Regions from separate parts of the Homo sapiens genome. Here all the other regions are linked to region 2. A link is a contact called in ENCODE Hi-C or POLR2A ChIA-PET data. All regions are on one chromosome and are shown on one strand. Each heading gives the region's core, a stretch centred on a gene start or an enhancer-like site at or near the end of the contact. The rest is flanking DNA. Distances are from core to core; before and after follow the strand shown.

Evidence for each region. A loop is a pair of places that touch in the nucleus more often than their neighbours do. ChIA-PET counts read pairs that join two places held with the same protein, here RNA polymerase II (POLR2A). Pooled maps may share reads with other maps.
Region 1: a pooled map shows a loop between it and region 2 (2.7-fold over the local background). The contact joins the promoter of PCGF6 here to the promoter of CALHM2 in region 2. A Hi-C loop is called at or near these places in 2 of 37 single-sample maps with no recorded cell type and 10 of 50 pooled maps. POLR2A ChIA-PET finds 5 or more read pairs at or near these places in 12 of 52 experiments (BJ, CD4-positive, alpha-beta memory T cell, CD8-positive, alpha-beta memory T cell and 9 more).
Region 3: a pooled map shows a loop between it and region 2 (2.5-fold over the local background). The contact joins the enhancer-like site here to the promoter of CALHM2 in region 2. A Hi-C loop is called at or near these places in 5 of 50 pooled maps. POLR2A ChIA-PET finds 5 or more read pairs at or near these places in 3 of 52 experiments (MCF 10A, WTC11 and activated CD4-positive, alpha-beta T cell).

What each region holds. Positions count from the first base shown.
Region 1 is chr10:103,349,887-103,352,586 of GRCh38, forward strand. It overlaps PCGF6 (polycomb group ring finger 6), which reads right to left and starts at 1,254. Exons shown (of 10, transcript NM_001011663.2): 1 at 821-1,254. The coding sequence starts at 1,180. RefSeq lists an enhancer at 482-987 and a silencer at 1,153-1,382.
Region 2 is chr10:103,451,120-103,453,819 of GRCh38, forward strand. It overlaps CALHM2 (calcium homeostasis modulator family member 2), which reads right to left and starts at 1,251. Exons shown (of 4, transcript NM_015916.5): 1 at 1,037-1,251; 2 at 1-166. It overlaps CALHM1 (calcium homeostasis modulator 1), which reads right to left. Exons shown (of 2, transcript NM_001001412.4): 2 at 2,121-2,700. It overlaps LOC124902494 (a long non-coding RNA gene), which reads left to right and starts at 1,324. Exons shown (of 2, transcript XR_007062275.1): 1 at 1,324-2,117. RefSeq lists enhancers at 1-293, 242-862, 863-1,484 and a silencer at 1,323-1,652.
Region 3 is chr10:103,541,528-103,544,227 of GRCh38, forward strand. The region is part of intron 1 of NEURL1 (neuralized E3 ubiquitin protein ligase 1); the gene reads left to right. Among named protein-coding and RNA genes, the nearest start is that of NEURL1-AS1, 25 kb to the left of the region's middle. Within about 2 kb of position 1,349, at least 6 of the 41 ENCODE cell types and tissues checked have a DNase peak (open chromatin) inside an H3K27ac peak, as active enhancers do.

The DNA of each region.
Region 1 (2,700 bases), core at 4-2,503, 100 kb before region 2:
CCTGGCTAACACGGTGAAACCCCGTCTCTACTAAAAATACAAAAAATAAGCCGGGCGTGGTGGCGGGCGCCTTGTAGTCCCAGCTACTCTAAAGGCTGAGGCTGGAGAATCGCTTGAACCTGGGAGGCGGAGGTTGCAGTGAGCCGAGATCGCGCCACTGCACTCCAGCCTGGGCGACAGAGCGAGACTCCGTCTCAAAAACAAAACAAAACAAAACAAAACAAAAGGATCTTTACTGCCTAGTAAGCAGTAGCTTCAATAATTATACAGGACAGGCAACGTGGCTCACGCATGTAATCTTTCGGAAGGCCAGAGAGGGAGAATCTCTTGAACCCAGGAGTTCGAGAACAGCCTGGGAACATAGGGAGCCCTCCTCGCTACAAAAAAAAAAAAAAATGTTTAATTAGCCCGGCGTGGTGGCGCGTGCCTGTAGTCCCAGCTACTCCGGAGGCTGAGGCGGGAGGATCGCCTGAGGCCAGGAGTTGGAGGCTGCAGTGAGCCATGGTCGCGCCACTGCACTCCAGCCTGGGAGACCCTGTCTCAAAATAATTATAATTATTAACAGAACGAATGAGTTGGACTCGCAGAGCCTAAGTGACCTGCAAGAACTTCACAAAATAAGCGGGTAAAGACCCAGGCCGGGCCGGAGGCCTGTCGGCGCCACACGCCTAGGCAGCCGGGGCAGAGGTCGGGGGAGGTCCGCTCCAGTGCTCCGCGCGGCGGCGGCGCACTAGGATCGGGCCGGCGCCCGGCAGACGAGGGCCAGCTACGTCCCTGACGCCGCTTGGGCCCAGCGGGGTCGCGCGGGGGCTCTAAATACCTCCTCCTCGTCCTCCGAGTCCTGCCGGCCTCCCTCCAGCCTCAACGAGAAGTGACTCATGTCCTCCTCCTCCTCCTCTTCTTCCTCCTCCAGCTCCTCTTCTTCTTCCAACTCCTCGTCCTCGTCCTCGAAGCGGCCTCTGAAGCGGCCCAGGCTGCGCTCCGGCTCCAGCTCAGGGGGCCGGGAGCCGGAGCAGCCGGGAGCCCCCGTCTCAGACAGAGGCGCCGGTCCCTCCTCACCCGCTGCGGGTGCAGGGGTGAGGGCGGGCGGGGAGACAGGAGGCGGAGGCGGCAAGGCTGCAGCTCCCTCGGTTTTGGCAGCGCCTACGCTGCCCGCCGTCACCACCGCGACCCCCTCCATGGTCGGGAGAGACACCAGGCGAGGCGAGGCGGCGGGAGAGCGCGGGAGTTCGGCCGGCCTCGGACGCCACCACTGCGCAGGCGCGGCAGCCTGAGGGGCTCGCCGGGAAATGTGGTTTAGCGGCCCTCACCTCCGCGGGGCGCAAACCCTGCAGCTCCGGGGCAGGCTGCGGGGCGCGCGGGCCGCACTTTAAAGGAATCTCACCAGATTTTCTCCTTGGAAGGGGACGCTCTCTTCGCCGCCTTTTAAAAACAGCAAAATTGCTACCGTTCCAAGCAACAATATTCTGTTTGCATCACCTAATTCACAGAGCACTGAACTAGGTAGCATGTGACGTTGCATCACAAATAATAATCATTTCCACTTGAGTACCAATTATGCATTTCCTCTGTGGCAAATCACCTCCATCCAAGATTATTTCCCTTAGGAAGTATAAAGTTCCTGTTCTGAAGTATGTACGTTTATTTATTTTAAGGAATTATATAGTGTATTGATACAAGGTGAAAATCTAATCACTACTCAAAGATCATCCATGTCACCCCATCCCATAAAGCCCATTATATTGAATTCGAAAAGCTTTTTTTTTTTTTTTTTGAGACAGTTTCGCTCTTGTCGCTCAGGCAGGAGTGCAGTGGCGCTCACTTGCAACCTCCGCCTCCCGGGTCCAAGCGATTCTGCCTCAGGCTCCCAAGCAGCTGGGACTACTGGCGCCTGCCACCACGCCCAGCTAACTTTTGTATTTTCAGTAGAGACAGGGTTTCACCATGTTGACCAGGCTAGTCTCAAACTTCTGATCTCAGGTGATCCACCCGCCTCAGCCTCCCAAAGTGTTGGGTTACAGGCCTGAGCCAGGGCGCCGGGCCCAACAAACATTTATTGAGGGCCTACTGTAGCAGAAACTCAGACCCACCCAGGTACAACCCACCCCATTGCCCAATTTTATTAAGAGAGGTTTGGAGTTGGCTTAACATTATTCTTGCTAGTCCGGGCGCGGTGGCTCACACCTGTAATCCCAGCACTTTGGGAGGCCGAGGCGCGCAGATCATGAGGTCAGGAGTTCAAGACCAGCCTAGCCAACATGGTGAAACCCCGTCTCTACTAAAAATACAAAAATTAGCTGGGCATGGTGGCGCGTGCCTGTAATCCCAGCTACTTGGGAGGCTAAGGCAGAAGAATCACTTGAGCCCAGGAGGCGGAGCTTGCAGTGAGCTAAGATCGTGCCACTGCACTCCAGCCTGGGCTACAGAGTGAGACTCCATCTCAAAACAAAACAAAACAAAACAAAACAAAACAAAAAACAAAAAAACCATTATCCTTGCTAAGATAATGCCAGCTAATGTCACGATGCCTGCAAGAAAGATTCGGGAAGTCAAATGCTCCTAATCAAATAATGCCTGGCAAAGTCACATTTAAGAGCTGAATGTGACCAGGCACAGTGGCTCCCGCCTGTAATCCCAGCACTTTGGGAGGCTGAGGCAAGCGGATTGCCTGAGGTTGGGAGTTAGAGACCAGCCTGACCA
Region 2 (2,700 bases), core at 1-2,500:
CTCTTCCGCAGCCGTGACCCCTCTCCTATCCAGCAGCCTCCCAGCAGCTCCGCTCCACCCCGCCTGCCAGCAACAGGAAGCCCTGGTGAGACCAAAGGCTCAGCGGTGCCACCAGCTCATCCGGAGATTATTCTGCCTTGGTCTGGGCTGTAGCGACGCTGGCAACCTGCCGGGAAGTGGCCATGGCCTCGGGCAACAGCGAAGTTTAGCCCAACTCCCTTCCCAGCCTCCACCCACACAAGCCTGAGAGACAGGCCAGGGTGTGGCCCCATGTCCTCCCCCTCTGGAGGGTGAAAAACAAAACTCCCCAGGCCAGAGGAAGCCAGGGAGTGGAGGGATGGGGTGAGCGCCAAACACAGACCTAGCCCTGTTCCCTTCCATGCTTCATGGAGGGATCACCCCTTCTAGATCACCCCTTCTGTCCCTGCCAAGGAAGGCTGCCAGATGGGCTCAGGCAGAGCCATGTGGCCATGCAGACTCCAAGAAAAGGAGAAGCTGGAGGAGGAGGACCAGGAGGAACAACAGGAGGAGGAGGAGGAGGAGGAGGAGGAGGAGGAGTCTGATTCTTCCCCCACTTCACAGCCTGGAGCTTCCAGCCTAACTTCCTGGGAAAGGCAGTTTGCATCACTGCTGGGGAAGAATGGGTTAAAGTCAGCCCCCTTTGCCCCATCCTTTTCCCTTCTTGGCTTCTAGGCTCCTAATTAGCTCCCTGTGGAGGCCCTGGGTTCATAAACTGGCTCAAAGTGGGGTACAAGATACCTGCACAGGGTGGGTGGTGAGCAGAGGATGGGCCAGGCCATCTTCTGAGACCACTGCCCCCAGGCCAAGGATGGGTCACATCCAGACCCCCAGTGGGACCTCCTCCAACATCAGTGACGACAGGAGACTGGCGGCTCGGGGAGGGGCAGGACTGCTCCCTGTTCAACCGGGTGGAGGGAACCTCAGCTAGGGGCCTCTCTCCCTCTGGGCAGCGTGGGACAGGCCCCACCATGCTCCGCTGACACCTGGCACACCCCAGGGAGGGCCCCTTCCTTACCTGGGGCCAGCTGTGGGCACTTGTGGCCATGGCCTCCTCGGGGCCGGACTCTCCAAGTGGCCTCCAGGAGGGCGGTGCAGGGCAGCGGCGGCCTCCGCCGTTCCCTCCCGCTTTTCTTCTGCACGGGGGCCTGGGGCTGGTGGCGGCTTCAGACTAATCTAACTCCAGAAAAGAGAGAAGAAAACAGTGGGATGGAGTCTGCGCGCCAGTGAGTGGAAAAACAGCCTCCCGGCGCCACCAGGCAGAGGAGGGCGGGCCCCGAGGGCGGCGCGAGAGGAGAGGAGCCGAGAGGAAGTTGAGATGCCTGTTCTGCAGCTGCTGCGCGTCCCACCGACCCGCTGCTCGCCGTCCCTGGGCCGTGCTGGCCCTCCGCCCTCGGCCCAGACCCGGACCGGGCCATGCTCCACACCAATGGGACCAGTCGGGAGGGCCACGTGGGGATGTGGAGGCATTGGGGAGATCTGACCCAGACCTGCCCCCCATGACAGTTTCAAGAGCACCCCACGTACTTGACCCCCGCTGGGCAGAAGCTACCAAAGGAGACCCCGCGAGGGTCAAGGGAGGGTGTCGTCAGGCCCGCGCTGAGCCCTGCAGGATGCTCAGGGCCAGGGCCCCACCCTCTACTGGCCCTTCTCCCTCAGAGTTGTCCATTGACTGGACAAACCATCCCCAATGCTGACTCTTTGACCTATAGTCAGCTAACTCCCCGGGACCTGCTTCGGATCCCTGGAGGGCTGAGGATTGAATTCAGGAGCCTAGGGATTCTCCGGGTCCTGCAGGCAGAGCTCCAACTGGTGGGTGAAAGTTACAAGGAGGCAGGTTTCTGAAGGAAGCCCTGTGTAATAATCAGAGCTGCCCAGCCTGTATCTAAAAGTGGTCAAGATGCGGGCTGAAGCGTCACGGGTCAGGAATGCTGCACAGGAGAGTCTACGGACAGGCTAGATGACCCTTAGCATGGAGGGAGAGGACCCCCGACATCTGTCAGCTCTGCAGTGCTCGTGGTTCCGTCATGGTGGAGCTGCCGAGTGACCCGCTGGCCTCCCTGAGCTGGGCTTGACCATATGTACGAAGGAAAGAAAAGGTACCAAGTTCTGCTTGTTTATTTGTTTGTTTCAGATCCCAGCATGTGCTAAACACAGTCCCAGATCCTTCCCTAAAAGTTATCTTCCTCTATCCTTACCACAATCCTGAAAATCAGGTCTTTTTTAAAAAATAATTTTTTCATTTTAAAAAAATTATAAATCTTCTCTTTATTCTTCTTCTTCTTCTTATTATTATTATTACTTTACAGAGACAGAGTCTTGCTATGTTGCCCAGGCTGGTCTCCAACTCCCAGGCTCAAGTGATCCTCCCTCCTTGGCCTCCCAAGTGCTGGGATTACAGGCATGAGCCACTCCGCCTGGCCAAGCAGGTCTTCTAATATCCATTTTATAGACAGACACACTGAGGCTTAGAGTGGCTGGGTGACTGGCCACAAGTCCTGCAGTGCTGGTATTTGAACTCAGGTGTGCCTGACCCAAAGCTTTGCTCTTCATCACATTTGTACCTCCTGATACCTCCGGGCCTTCTCTTCCCACTGGAAGTGCTGCCACCCACCAACATACACCTTGTTTTTTGCTCATCCTAATCCTCCCTGACTTCAGGGCCCATACCAACTCCTACCT
Region 3 (2,700 bases), core at 99-2,598, 91 kb after region 2:
GCCTTAATATCCCTGCCACACGCATCACTAGCTGGGGTGAGCTGTGGGAAGCATTGCCTTGGAGCAAACATGGGGATGGACTTCAGAGCTCCACAGCTGGGGCCATCAGTCAAGCGTCCACCCTGCAGTGGAAGATCCAGAGGCCCATTTTCCTGGATGACATGGGGATGACTGGGGTGAGGGACATGAGAAGGTGACTGCTGTTGTCTCAGGCCTATCTATTGCAATAACAAATGCTGGCCTGCACTGACTTAAGCAGTAAGGAGCTGTACTATGCAGAAAACCGGATGTCCCAAGGTGGGTGGCTTTCAGGGTTGGCTGAGTCAAGGCTGTAGGATGAAGTACTTCCCATCTCTCTACTCTGCCATCCTTGGGTTGGTTTCCTTCTAGACCAGTAGTGACATGGCCATGGTGGTCCCAGGAATTGCAGCAGGACACAGTGATATCTGGAGAAAGGAGAACGACCCCTATGTTCTGTGGAGCAAGGATCCCTTTCTCAGAGGGGTTCCAGCACATTTCCCACTGCTGGGAAATCTATGCCTCATTGGCCAGAAGTGGGTCACCTGGCCATTCTTGACCATGTCACTGAGAAGGGGAATGAAACCATTGTGATTGGCTTATTGCCAGGGTATGGCACGCTGGCTGTATGTGAGAATTGCTTGGGGAGCTGGGCCCCACACTTCAGATTTCTCTATGAATTGGTCTAGCGTGGATACTGGGCATCAGTAATTGTTTTTGTTTTTGGTTTTTTTGAGACAGAGTCTCTCTCTTGCCCAGGCTGGAGTACAGTGGCGTGATCTCTGCTCACTTCAGCTTTGACCTCCTGAGCTAAAGCGACCCTCTCATCTCAGCCTTCCAAGTAACTGAGACTACAGACACACACCACCATGCCCAGCTAATTTTTATTTATTTTTTTGTAGGGACAGGGTCTTGCTATGTTACCCAGGCTGGTCTCAAACTCCTGGGCTCTAGTGATCCTCCTGCGTCAGCCTCCCAAAGTGCTAGGATTACAGGTGTGAGCCACCACACTTGGCTCTACCAGTAATTTTATTACCTCCTAGGTGATGCTGATGTGCAACCAGGGCTGAGAACTGCTGTTGTCTTGGGGTGGTGTAGATGTTGGGCATCAGCCACCATGTCCATTACAGTCACTTACTAGTTTTTTGTGGCTTAGACAAGTCACTTACCCTCTTTCAGCTTTGGTTTTCTCATCTGTAAAATGGGGTCTGGCAATAGTTACCTCCTGTGCTTCCTGGGAAGACTGAAACAGTTCGTGAGTGCTCGTAGGCTTTGCAAACTGTAAGTCACTGACACCCGGGGGCTGGCTGCTTATCATTCTTATTCAATTTGGAGGGAAAGCACAGCTCCCTCTGCTGCCAAGAACAGCCAGGGCAGAGATTTCTCTTGAGCACAGCTTCCTGTCATTAAAACAAAAAAACGAAAGAGAAGGGAAAACGACAGACTGGGAAGCCACAGGCAATTGCAGTGGGCTTTTTTCTTCTTGGAAGGCGTGGGTTTGAAGGCGCTGCTATAAATGGTTTATGCAAATGAGCTGGAGGCGCTCTGTCCCCTGCCGCTTTAATCCGGGAGAAGCTGGGAGGGAGCCAGGCACAAGGTTTTCCGCCCCTCCTCCCTGTAGTCCTGCAGTGGGGTGGCTGGGGGCAGGCAGATGCTCTTCTGCTGCCTCCAGGGAAGATGGTCAGATAAGGCTCTGCACTCTGGCTCCCCCATGTTCCAGGACACACCTGGCTGCGTGGCTTCTTGGCTCTTTCTGCTCGAGTGAGCACAGGCTAGTGCTGCCAATAGTACTGCAGGAACAAGGAGGGCCCCCACTGGTGCTGCGAGGTCACGGCCAGGCAATCTGTCACCTTTGGGTCTCACTGGGTCCACAGGGACCTGGGGCACTGGAGAGGAGCAGAAGGGGGAAGAGTAAAGAGCCCGCACCATCGGCTCCAGGCTTTCATCTTCCCTCCCTCCTCCTCCTCTTCCTCTTTTCTTCCTTTCTTCATGAAATCTACTTTGAGCATTATGGAGTGACCACCTTGTCAGATGCTAAGGATCTAGAGATAAAAAGATACCTTTCTACCTTCAGGGTGCTCCCAGTATGGGAAGGGCCTCCTGCCATGGCTGCAGGGCTGGGGCTGCACAGAGGACTGGCTGGACAGCCTTGGAGAGGGATAGTCTGGTCTATTCCATCCCAGGGCATTGGGATGATCTCAGAGGAAAGGCTCTTCTGAGCTGGGGGCTGAAGGTGAGGTGGGAGTGTTTGTGGGACCAGTGCCAGGGAGGGGCACTCCAAGGAGAGGGACAGTGTTCAAAAAGCAACAGACAAGTGATGTGCCATGTTCTAGAACACAACTGGCTCGTGTGCATGGAGCATAGGTACATGGGGTGGGGTAGGGGGGGTCATGGAAGGTGAGGCCAGACACATGGGCTGGGGTCAGTTCACAGAGGACCTTGAATAATCCCCAAAGTGGGGGTCGAGTTTATCCTGATGCTCGGGAGCCACAGGAGGTAGAGGGCTGAGTCGGGCAGAGATGCCCGCCTGGCAGCCCTGCAGAGGGGGACGGAGGCTGGAATGATTGTCCAGAGCAGGATGATGCTGGGGGCCTGAACCATGGGCAGAGCCAGGGGAGGGAAGGAGGGGATGGATTTGAGAAGGACACGGTGACCTCTTGGATGGGGAATCTGGGCTGACAC